2 separate regions of the Homo sapiens genome follow, and region 2 is linked to region 1. A link is an interaction called in ENCODE POLR2A ChIA-PET data of the cell type or tissue named here. Cell type or tissue: MCF 10A. All regions are shown on one strand. Each heading gives the region's core, and the rest is flanking DNA. Links, peaks and the distances in the headings are about the cores only. Region 1 has its middle 4.2 kb from the start of MIR3159. Region 2 overlaps UEVLD (UEV and lactate/malate dehyrogenase domains).

What was found. Peaks named below come from ENCODE experiments on the same cell type or tissue, not always from the same donor. Only the 100,000 strongest peaks of a DNase experiment are listed, where the experiment ranks them.
Region 2: POLR2A ChIA-PET joins it to region 1 with 6 read pairs; 32 of 35 experiments call an interaction of 5 or more read pairs at or near these places.

Annotation. Positions count from the first base shown.
Region 1 is chr11:18,380,779-18,386,306 of GRCh38, forward strand. No RefSeq gene overlaps it. Among named protein-coding and RNA genes, the nearest start is that of MIR3159, 4.2 kb to the right of the region's middle. RefSeq lists an enhancer at 3,574-3,633. In MCF 10A, for the core only: no CTCF peak of the experiment used is centred there; DNase peaks (open chromatin) are centred at 3,083 and 3,693.
Region 2 is chr11:18,526,998-18,532,203 of GRCh38, forward strand. UEVLD (UEV and lactate/malate dehyrogenase domains) reads right to left here. Exons shown (of 12, transcript NM_001040697.4): 12 at 2,612-5,206. Among named protein-coding and RNA genes, the nearest start is that of TSG101, 2.7 kb to the left of the region's middle. RefSeq lists an enhancer at 105-214. In MCF 10A, for the core only: no CTCF peak of the experiment used is centred there; no DNase peak of the experiment used is centred there.

The DNA of each region.
Region 1 (5,528 bases), core at 209-5,208:
GTCTAAGAAGCACCTGTCAGCAATCCAAAGTAATTTCAGGCCAGGCTTACTGGCTCATGCCTATAATCCCAATGCTTTGGGAAGCCAAGGCAAGAGGATCACTTGAGCCCAGGAGTTCAAGACCATACTGGGCAACATAGCAAGACCTCATTTTTACATAAAAATTTAAAAATTAGCCAGGCGTGGTAGCACACGCCTGAAGTCCCAGCTACTCAGAAGGCTGAGCATGGCGTATTGCTTGAGCCCAGGAGTTCAGGGCTGCAGTGAGCTATGATCATGCTACTATATTCCAGCCTGGGTAACAGAGCAAGACCCTATCTCAGGAAAAAAAAAAAAAAAAAAAGGAAGAAAAAGAAAAGTAATTCCAAAATAGCTCAAATCCTTAGCTTCACATTTGGCCAAGTGATAGTGGAGATTCCAATGATGTCTACAACAGCACTAAATGAGAATAGCTAGAGGCCTCATTCCTCTACAGTTCACTCTGATCACAGTCCACAGAAGTTAAGGCATCTCTTCAACTCTCCCACCCTCAGTGCCCCCCAAATTCCTTTGAGGTGTTCTCTCTCTCTCTTTATTAGATTAACAGCCTAAGGACCCAAATTCTTCTCCCTGCTGTCATTCTATACAGTCTTCCCCAACATGGTATTCTTTTTTTTGAGACAGGGACTCTGTTGCCCAGTCTGGAGTGCAGTAGCGCAATCTCGGCTCACTGCAACCTTCATCTCCCCCAGGTTCAAGCAATTCCCCTGCCTCAGCCTCCCAAGTAGCTGAGATTACAGGTGCCCGCCACCATGCCTGGCTAATGTTTGTATTTTTAGTAGAGACAAGGTTTCACCATGTTGGCCAGGCTGGTCTCGAACTCCTGGCCTCAAGTGATCTGCCCGCCTTGGCCTCCCAAAGTGCTGGGATTACAGGCATGAGCCACTGTGCCCAGCTAACATGATTCTTTTTTTTTTTTTTTTTTTTTTTTTGAGACAGAGTTTTGCTCTTGTTGCCCAGGCTGGAGTGCAATGGTGTGATCTCGGCTCACTGCAACCTCCGCCTCCCGGGTTCAAGCTATTCTCCTGCTTTGGCCTCCCGAGTAGCTGGGATTACAGGCATGCACCACCATGACCAGCTGATCTCGTATTTTTAGTAGAGACAGGGTTTCTCCATGTTGGTCAGGCTGGTCTCGAACTCCTGACCTCAGGTGATCCACCCACCTTAGCCTCCCAAAGTGCTGGGATTACAGGTGTGAGCCACCGCGCCCACTGGTATTCTTGATTATATATCACAGAAGTGCAAACACCTAACTGCCCTCCAAGGAGATTTGGAAAAGAAGTTGAACATGAAAAGAACGATTATGCAAGGCTGGGCGCGGTGGCTCACGCCTGTAATCCCAGCACTTTGGGAGGCCAAGGAGGGCGGATCACTTGAGCTCAGGCGTTTGAGAGCAGCCTGGCCAACATGGTGAAACCCCGTCTCTACAAAAACATACAAAAATTAGCAGGGTGTGTTGGCTGGGCGCCGTGGCTCACGCCTGTAATCCCAGCACTTTGGGAAGCCGAGGCAGGGGGGATCACGAGGTCAGGAGATTGAGACCATCCTGGCTAACACAGTGAAACCCCGTCTCTAATAAAAATACAAAACAATTAGCTGGGCTTGGTGGTGGGCGCCTGTAGTTCCAGCTACTCGGGAGGCTGAGGCAGGAGAATGGTGTGAACCTGGGAGGCGGAGCTTGCAGTGAGCCGAGATCGCACCACTGCACTCCAGCCTGGGCGACAGAGCGAGAATCCGTCTCAAAAAAAAAAAAAAAATTAGCAGGGCATGGTGGCATGCGCCTGTAGTCCCAGCTACTCTGGAGGCTGAGGTGGGAGGATTGCTTGAACCCAGGAGGCAGAAGTTGCAGTGAGCCGAGATCACACCACTGCACTCCAGCCTGGGCAACAGAGTGAGACTCCATCTCAGAAAAAAAAAAACAAAAAAACAAATACGCAGGGGTCAGGGAAGGCTGTGAGCTTTGGTCTGCTACAATGAGTTTCAGGCTCACTCCCATGCCCTGCCTCCTAGTACTGCGGTTGGAAGCAGAGGAGATGTGCTTAGAGGACGGAGATGAGAAGCAGGAGGAACAGCAGCAGCTGCAGTTTGTATTCTGGTTTGCTTTTCTCCTGGAAACAGAATCTCTCAGAAGATACCTCCTCAGTCCTCAAAAGGGTGCATTTCAGGTTGGCTCTCCTCTTGTTGGCCCTCGCTGGCCCCCGTCTCACTCTGGAGTCTTTGATTCCACATGGATAAACAGCCCCCCTAGTTGAGAGCTCCTCAACTGCCCCAGGGGACATTTTATGGAGTTAGGGGTGGCAAGGAACTGGAATTATTGCCTAATCAATTGCAGTCTCTCTCCTGTACCCCCCAAGAGAGCAAAGTCTAAAGCCAACTCACAAACTCACATTTTCAACTTTCACCCATGCCCTGAAAAAGTGTTAACACTGGAACCCCACAGCCTACCGTGAAGAATCGATTCCACAAAGAAGGGAGAGCCTTCCCAGTCTGCCCCCTTTCAGACCTTCCTCAAAGAACTCCTGAGCTGTGCTGCCTCCCTAAGCTGTCCCCATGCGAGGATGATAGTGAGATGTGTAATGGGCCTACTGTGACAGCCAGCCCTCCTTGCAAGGGAGCCCTGCCACGGGTGCAAGCTCTGGATCAAGGCAGGAAGCTGCGGCCCATGGTTACCATGGAGATGCTGGCACAGCCTATACCCATCTGTGGTTGACAGGCAGCCTTCCTGAGGAAAGGGGAGGAATTTGGGTGCTTGAAAACCAGCTTGTGGTGGGGGTCGGGTCGGGGTTGTCTGTGACATCATGAGTTTGCAGCCAAAAGACAACTGGAGAGGAAGCTGAGGCTGGGAGCTCTCCACTGAGGTAGCCTTCAGCCGACGCTGTAGCTTTAAAAGCTGGGGTGTGGCCTCCTGCAGAGTGAGGCCAAGCTACAGAGCTGTCAACTCCAAGCAAGGGCTGTTGGAAGAAGCTCTGGTACAGTGGAAAAAACCCAGGAGTCAGAGACTAGAGGGAGAACCACACCCACAGTGCCAGGCATGTTGTGAAGGTCATGGTACATGGTGCAGAGAAGAAACCTCTAGGGTGCTTGGGAAGTTCTAGGCCCTGAGTCACCACCACTGAAACACTAGGGCGGACCAAGAAAACTTCCCGTCTCTTCTCTGAGCACGAAGTCTCCACTGTGTGACTAATGTCTGCCCTGTGGGCTAGGCAGGGTTACTGAGAGGCCCTGCAGCATAAGTGAGGCAGGGGCAGGTGTCAGGGGCTGGTGATCTCCCTCTGATTCAGTGGGTAAAGGAAGACCAAGGCTATGAGGATTTCTCTGAGGCTTTCATCCCTTCTGTGGCTAAAACTGGAGTATGAGCTCAGTGAAACTGTCCTTTGAGAGAGCCTGACGCTGCAAGTGTGTTTGTACAAAAGGCAGAGCTCGGCCTTGTACACCCAAGGGCCATGCAAGGCTAATGCAGCACCAGGGAGAGGGAGGCTAATTAGATAAAGCCCTGAAGTAGCCCTGTGAGCCAGAGGAGCTGTCTGGACCTTCCTGTAGCCTTGGGCAGGGGAGGGAGCTAGGGAGTATTTATTACTTTTGCCCTTTGAAATCCAGGAAGCAAAGGGCTAAGTACTTGCTTACTATCCTCCCAGACTGTGAGACAGGAAGTCAGAGGTACAGAGTGGTGAGTTTGAAATCCACTTGGCCACTTTCCCGCTGTGTGGCCTGGAGCAATTCAATGTTTTGTGTTTTGGCAATATCACCAGTTAAATATTAAAGCTCCTGCTTTCCTCTTCTGGTCAGGGTGAAAACACCCTGAGAGAATGCTTGTGAAAGCCACCACAGCTACACGCAAGGGAAGGACCTGATGTCCTTTATCTGGCCACAGAAGAAGCCTTCTCCACATCGGCACCGGCCCCCCACAGCCTGAGCTCCCTCCTGAGCATCTGAGGAGTTTTCTTTGACTCCTCATAAGAGAATCTCAGGCTTCCCTTCTAGCACCCTACAGAAATGAGTAGGGCTGCCTTTTCAGGGCAGTGTCCTCTGAGCAGGCTCAAAGAACAGGGCAGAGAGCCCCCTTGTCCAGCAGAACCTAATTTTTAAAATTTTTTGTAGGGACAAGGTCTTACTGTGTTGCCCAGGCTGGTCTTGAACTCCTGGTTTCAAATAATCCTCCCATCTAGGCCTGCTAAAGTGTTGGAATTACAGGCATAAGCCACTGTGTTGGGACAAGAGATATATATATATATATATATATATTTTTTTTTTTTTTTGAGACAGAGTCTTGCTCTGTCACCCAGGCTGTAGTGCAGTGGCACGATCTTTGCTCACTGCAACCTCTGCCTCCCAGGTTCAAGCAATTCTCCTGTCTCAGCCTCCCGAGTAGCTGGGACTACAGGCACCCGCCACCACGCCTGGCTAATTTTTGTATTTTTTAGTAGAGTCGAAGCTTCGCCATGTTGGCCAGGCTGGTCTTGAATGCCTGACCTCATGATCCACCTGCCTCAGCTTCCCAAAGTGCTGGATTACATGCATGAGCCACCACGCCCCGCCAAGTTTTTTTGTTTTGTTTTGTTTTGTTTGTTTGTTTGTTTGTTTGTTTTTTATTGGGAAGGAGTCTCGCTCTGTCTTGCCCAGGGTGTAGTACAGTGGCATGATCTCGGCTCACTGCAACCTCTGCCTCCCAGGTTCAAGCGATTCTCCTGCCTCAGCCTCCTGAATAGCTGGGATTACAGGAGCCCACCACCACACCCACCTAATTTTTGTATTTTAGTAGAAACAGGGTTTCTCCATGTTGGCCAGGCTGGTCTTGAATGCCTGACCTCAAGTGATCCACCCGCCTCGGCCTCCCAAAGTGCTGGAATTATAGGCGTGAGCCATTGCGCCAGGCCCAAGATAGTTTTTTTTTTTTTTGAGACAGAGTCTTGCTCTGTCGCCCAGGCTGGAGTGCAGTGGCACGATCTCGGCTCACTGCAAGCTCCTCTTCTCAGGTTCACGCCATTCTCCTGCCTCAGCCTTCCGAGTAGCTGGGATTACAGGCGCCCGCCACCACGCCCGGCTAATTTTTTAAATTATTATTATTTTTAGTAGAGACGGGGTTTCACCCTGTTAGCCAGGATAGTCTCAATCTCCTGACCTCGTGATCCCCCGGCCTCGGCCTCCCAAAGTGCTGGGATTATAGGCGTGAGCCACCGCGCCTGGCCAAGATAGTTTTTGTTAACAAATTTAACAAACACCCACCAGTGTACTGGGCATTTGGGATCCTGTTTTGGAACTAATATGGGGGACAAGAGGATGGCAGGCATAGGTTTCCTGTCGCCATAGGCATTTCTCCCTTATCTCAGGAGCAGTCCTGATCACTTCCCAAAATGGGGAGCGCTTTGCCTCTGAGTCCTGAGCATTGTAAAAATGAAGGTGTGTTGTGTGGAAGCTGGACTCACTACCGCAGAGCCTCCTTGGACATTACAGCTGGAAGAAAGAGGCCCTTTTTTTTCTTTTTGAGATGG
Region 2 (5,206 bases), core at 1-5,000, 150 kb after region 1:
GACACCGTGTGGGATTGAGAGGGGCCTGGTGGGGTGGGTTCCAACCAACCCGCCCCTCGAGTGCCGGAATCAGCAGGACGAATCGGGTCCCAAAGATGTGGGCAAGACTGTTCCGAGGGTCGAAACTCTGGTTCAGGATAAGATTAGCAGGTATTTCACAGAGTCGACTTAAGGAAGCTAGTGCCGGAGAGGGAAGAAGTACGAAGGGCTTGCCAGTGAGCCTTAATGACTGATTGATCAAGTGGGAGGGCACTGCACTGGCGGTCAGAGAACTGTTCTGTCACTGACTTGCTCTTGTGATAATGGTAGGCTAGTGCATTTCTAGCTCAGGCGCAAATTTCTCCCGACTCTAAAGTCATACACTTGCCTTAGATGATGCCCAGTGGTCCTCTAATTAATGATTTTTTTTAAGCTTAAAGACCTTCATACTATACGTTGGCAAGGGTAAAGTGTAGAGCCTTTGTTTCACAAGAAGCCAGATAGTAATTTCTTCTCCAGGAAATCATTCCGTAAGTCAGAATTTCTCCTCTGTACCCACCCATAAATGATAATACAGGCCGTATTTTACCTGGTGCTGTATTTGTGTACCTGTCCGCTGTCAAAATCCAAGCCCTTGAAGGCAGGCTTCCTTCAGATCTTCATTGCCTTGCACAATGCAAGGGTAGGTACTTCCATCTTAATTGAATTTTTACTTCCCATAAAAATTCTTCATGGTGACTTACATTAGTCATCATTACACATCACCGTCAGTTTTGTAAGCACAGTGTCATTCAAGGTATTGTAAAATTTTGAGTTTGATGATGTGTGACAGTTTCAATTATTTTAGTACAGCCCTAATGAGAACAAGGCCGTAGTATTGATTCCCTTCAAAGTTGGCGTCTAAGTGAAGGTCACATTCACAAGGAGGGCCTAACTGAAAGCATGTGGAAGCATCATTATAAACTGTTGCTAACACGCACAAATAAAGGCTATTAATAGGTATTGTTTTTCTTTTTCTTTTTCTTTTTTTTTTTTTTTTGAGTCACTCTCACTCCATCGCCCAGGCTGGAGTGCAGTAGCACCATCTCGGCTCACTGCAACCTCCGCCTCTGTTTTTCAGCTCCTTAGTTAAGCATACAGCTCCAGTCAAACCAAACTAGAGGTCTGTCTGTCCTTCCATTTTACTTGCTGTTTTATGTCTTTTAAAAGCAAGAAGGTTTTCAAACTGTTCTTAAAGCCACGGCTTAACCAGGAGTCCCTTTAATTAGAGCAACTGTACCTTTGTGAGTTGGAGGAATGCCAGGTAATATATATTATTTATATATTTTATAAATGCAACATTTATAAATATTAAAATAAATTTTACATATATATATATATATATATATATATATATATATATTTTTTTTTTTTTTTTTTTTTTTTTTTTTTGAGACAGAGTTTTGCTCTTGCTTCCCAGGCTGGAGTGCGATAGTGTGATCTTGGCTCACTGCAACCTCTGCCTCCCGGGTTCAAGCGATTCTCCTGCCTAAGCCTCCCGAGTAGCTGGGATTACAGGTGCCCACCACCACACCCAGCTAATTTTTTGTATTTTTAGTAGAGACAGGATTTCACTATGTTGGCCAGGCTGGTCTGGAACTCTTGACCTCAGGTGATCCACCCGCCTCAGCCTGCCAGAATGTTGGGATTACAGGCGTAAGCCACTGCGCCCAGCCCATTTATATATTTTTGTTGCCCAGGTCATGGTGCAGTGATGTGAACATGGCCCACTGCAGCCTCGACCTCCCTGGCTCAAGTGATCCTCCTGCCTCAGCCTCCCATGTATATTGGGACCACATGCGTGTGCCACCATGCCCAGCTAATTTTTAATTTCTTTGTAAAGATGAGGTCTTACTTTGTTGCCCAGGCTGGCCTCAGAACTCCTGGGCTCAGGTGATCCTCCCACCTTAGCCTCCCAAAGTGCTGGGATTACAGGTGTGAGTCACTGTGCCCAGCAATATATTGTTTAAAAAAGCTTTCTTGCTGCATGTTTACTATCAGTCTTTTGCAATCTTTTAGGGTCAACACTATACCTCAATATAAAGTGTTAACTTCTTATCTATTTCATTGGAACCATGGAGGATTGAATGTGTGTGGGGAAAATGTCTTTGTGGTTTTAGAAATATGCAAAATCAGTTAATTTTTTAATGTGAAGGTAATAGTAGTTGAAATGCTTTTGAAAGTTGCTTGCCATTTCAACACTAAAGATGAGTTTTTTTCCACTCATTAGGCATTTTGATTTCTATCCTCACGTATATTAGTGGAGAATTTTAAATCCTCCGATTATCACAGATGAAAACACAAATAAGCTGATGGTGCACCTGCAGTCCCAGCTACTCCATTGGCTGAGGCAGGAGGATTACTTGAGCCCAAAAGTTTGAGTCCAGCCTGGGCAATATAGTGAGAACCTGGCTCAAAAACAAAAAGATTTAAAAAGTTTTCTTGCTAAAAATAATTTTTAAAAGTTTGAAAATGATAAAATCTAGTCTCTTCATTTTACACAAAATAACTAAATATCCTGGGTACTGTGTGAATTATATGAAAAAAATTCCTTAATCTGAATGTTTCACTTAATAAATGAAGCATCTCCTGGTGATTTTAAAATCAGTTTATTTTACTCATTATTCTTAATATTTAAGGAAAACAATGTAAAATGGGAAAAAATGTATCTTCTGCTACATCAAAAAAGCATTTTAATCCAAACCCCACTAAAAATTATAACAAGCTCTGCATGATTTCATAAAAATGAAAACATGAAAGTTAACAAGCATTGAAAATGCCAAATTATCACAAAATCATAGGGAGGTGGTGGTGGTGATATTGCTTCTTGACTTACACTGGGATTTACAACATGATTACTAATACACTTAACACTCAAGGAAATATCTGATACAGAGAATTACTTCTACATTGTGGCCTTCCAGAGGGCAAAGACTATTATTCATCTTCGAATAGTCAAATTCTAACACAGTATTTGGAGTAACAGTAGGTGTTAAATAAACATTTGTTGTATTGACATGTTCCTTTTATAATTAATGTAATGATTTCTTGGTAATTTATTATACAATATTTTCTGGTTAGATTATTGTTCAAAAGCATATTACATATTATCTAACTTTAATTAGATATCAAATATTAGAAAAGGCTAGTTTTAAAAACACAAGAAATAGTTCTTTCAGTTTTACTTTCCTATTTCATAAAAAAGGACAGTAAGAATACATTGTTAGAGTAACATGAACTAATTCACGTGCATATTGAAATTAGATAGAACTAAATGCTTTTCTCTTCAAATGTCCAAGGTTTTTATTCAGTTAACTCTGGTTGGAATCTTTCCAAGCATATTAAATAGTTTTCTGCTTTCCTAACATGGGTTACTGAATATAATTTCACCTTTTCTTTATGACTAAAGTTCATCATTATAAGCATTCCTTATTACACTAAAACAGCATTAGTTTGCCTATTTCCTCTTTACTAGGATGTGTCTGCCCTTATAAACCCTCCTAACTCCATCTGGATTAACCTATTATATGCTTGCTTTATTTTTATTTTTTTAGAGACAGGGTCTCACTCTGTTGCCTAGGCTGGAGTGCAGTAGCATGATCATAGCTCATTGCAATCTTGAACTTCTGGGCTCAAGTGATCCTCCTGCCTCACCCTCCTGAGTAGCTGGAACTACAGGTGCACATCACCACACCTGGCTAATTTTTAAACTTTTTTTTTTTTTTTTTGAGACGGAGTCTTGCTCTGTCGCCCAGGCTGGAGTGCAGTGGCGCGATCTCTGCTCACTGCAAGCTCCACCTACCGGGTTCACGCCATTCTCTTGCCTCAGCCTTCCGAGTAGCTGGGACTACAGGCACCTGCCACCACGCCTGGCTAACTTTTTGTATTTTTAGTAGAGACAGGGTTTCACCATGTTAGCCAGGATGATCTCAATCTCCTGACCTCGTGATCTGCCCGCCTCAGCCTCCCAAGGTGCTGGGATTACAGGCGTGAGTCACTGCGCCTAGCCCATGTTTGTTTTTTATAAAAGCATGCCCTTACATGAGAATGAAAGTAATCCTTTCATGGTGTACAGGACCCCAGCTTTAGGGTCTTTTGATAACTATTTTGGCTATTAAGCCTTTTCCCCCTTTTAGTGCCTAGAAAAAGTAGAGGTTGTATGGATAAGTGCCCCTTAATAGCCAAGACTTCTTGAGGACTAAACCTCAATTTCCTTTTATAAAATGATGATGGCAATAGTCCCTACCTCAGTGGTCTGTTGTGAGGATTCAGTAAAATAATAAAGTGCTTATCATGCTGCCTGGTATATATGAAGTGTTGATGTTAACTGTTACTATTAGTTGTATGTCACAATAGTAATAATAAGCTATCTTTCACATAAGAAAATATTGCTCTTGATCCATCACCAAAGTGTGTGTACTCTGAACTGTATCATCAGGAGAGGTTAAAGGATTTGCTCAGAACAAATAAAAAACCTCTCCCTATTATGACCAATGTTTTTAATGAAAATCTCATATTTTGGCTTTAAAGTAAGGTGCTTGGCTTTCATTCATAATCTATTTCCACTAAAAATATATATTTGCTTATGGTTCCACTAATATCACAATTAGTTTATGAGATGTTGGAGATCTTGTAATACTCCAGGAAGAGGTTATGGAAAATTTCATAAAGGAAGTCCCACTGGAAATTAAAGTAAACTTTTAATGCATATATTTTAAAAATTCACTTTCCATTTTACTATTTTAAAGTGCATGTAAAATTCTTTTCCATTTTTTGGTAGGTAATTAATTTGAAGAAGGGAAATACAATGCTTTACTATTACTACCAACAGGATTTTACACAAGAAACATTAGTAACTTAAGCTGTGGATCCTGTGAATGTACAACTGACACAGATTTTGTAAATCCATACTGGGCCTGGAACTTATGTTGATTATAAAAGTCAAAGGGTAATTTTCTTTTAAAGATATATTACTTATAAAATATTCCCGAAGTATGAATTGTGCTTTTAGTTTAGGATATATGATTTAAATTGATGCACACTGCAGATGAATGTTTACCCCTGCTGTAGATTTAAAGAACAGCATAGATATCTCAAGAACCCCAAATAAAATTAATTTTTCCCCTCCTTGTATAACTCCTTAAGGATTTACATCACAAAGCTAATCAAGAAACCCTCTACTTTAACC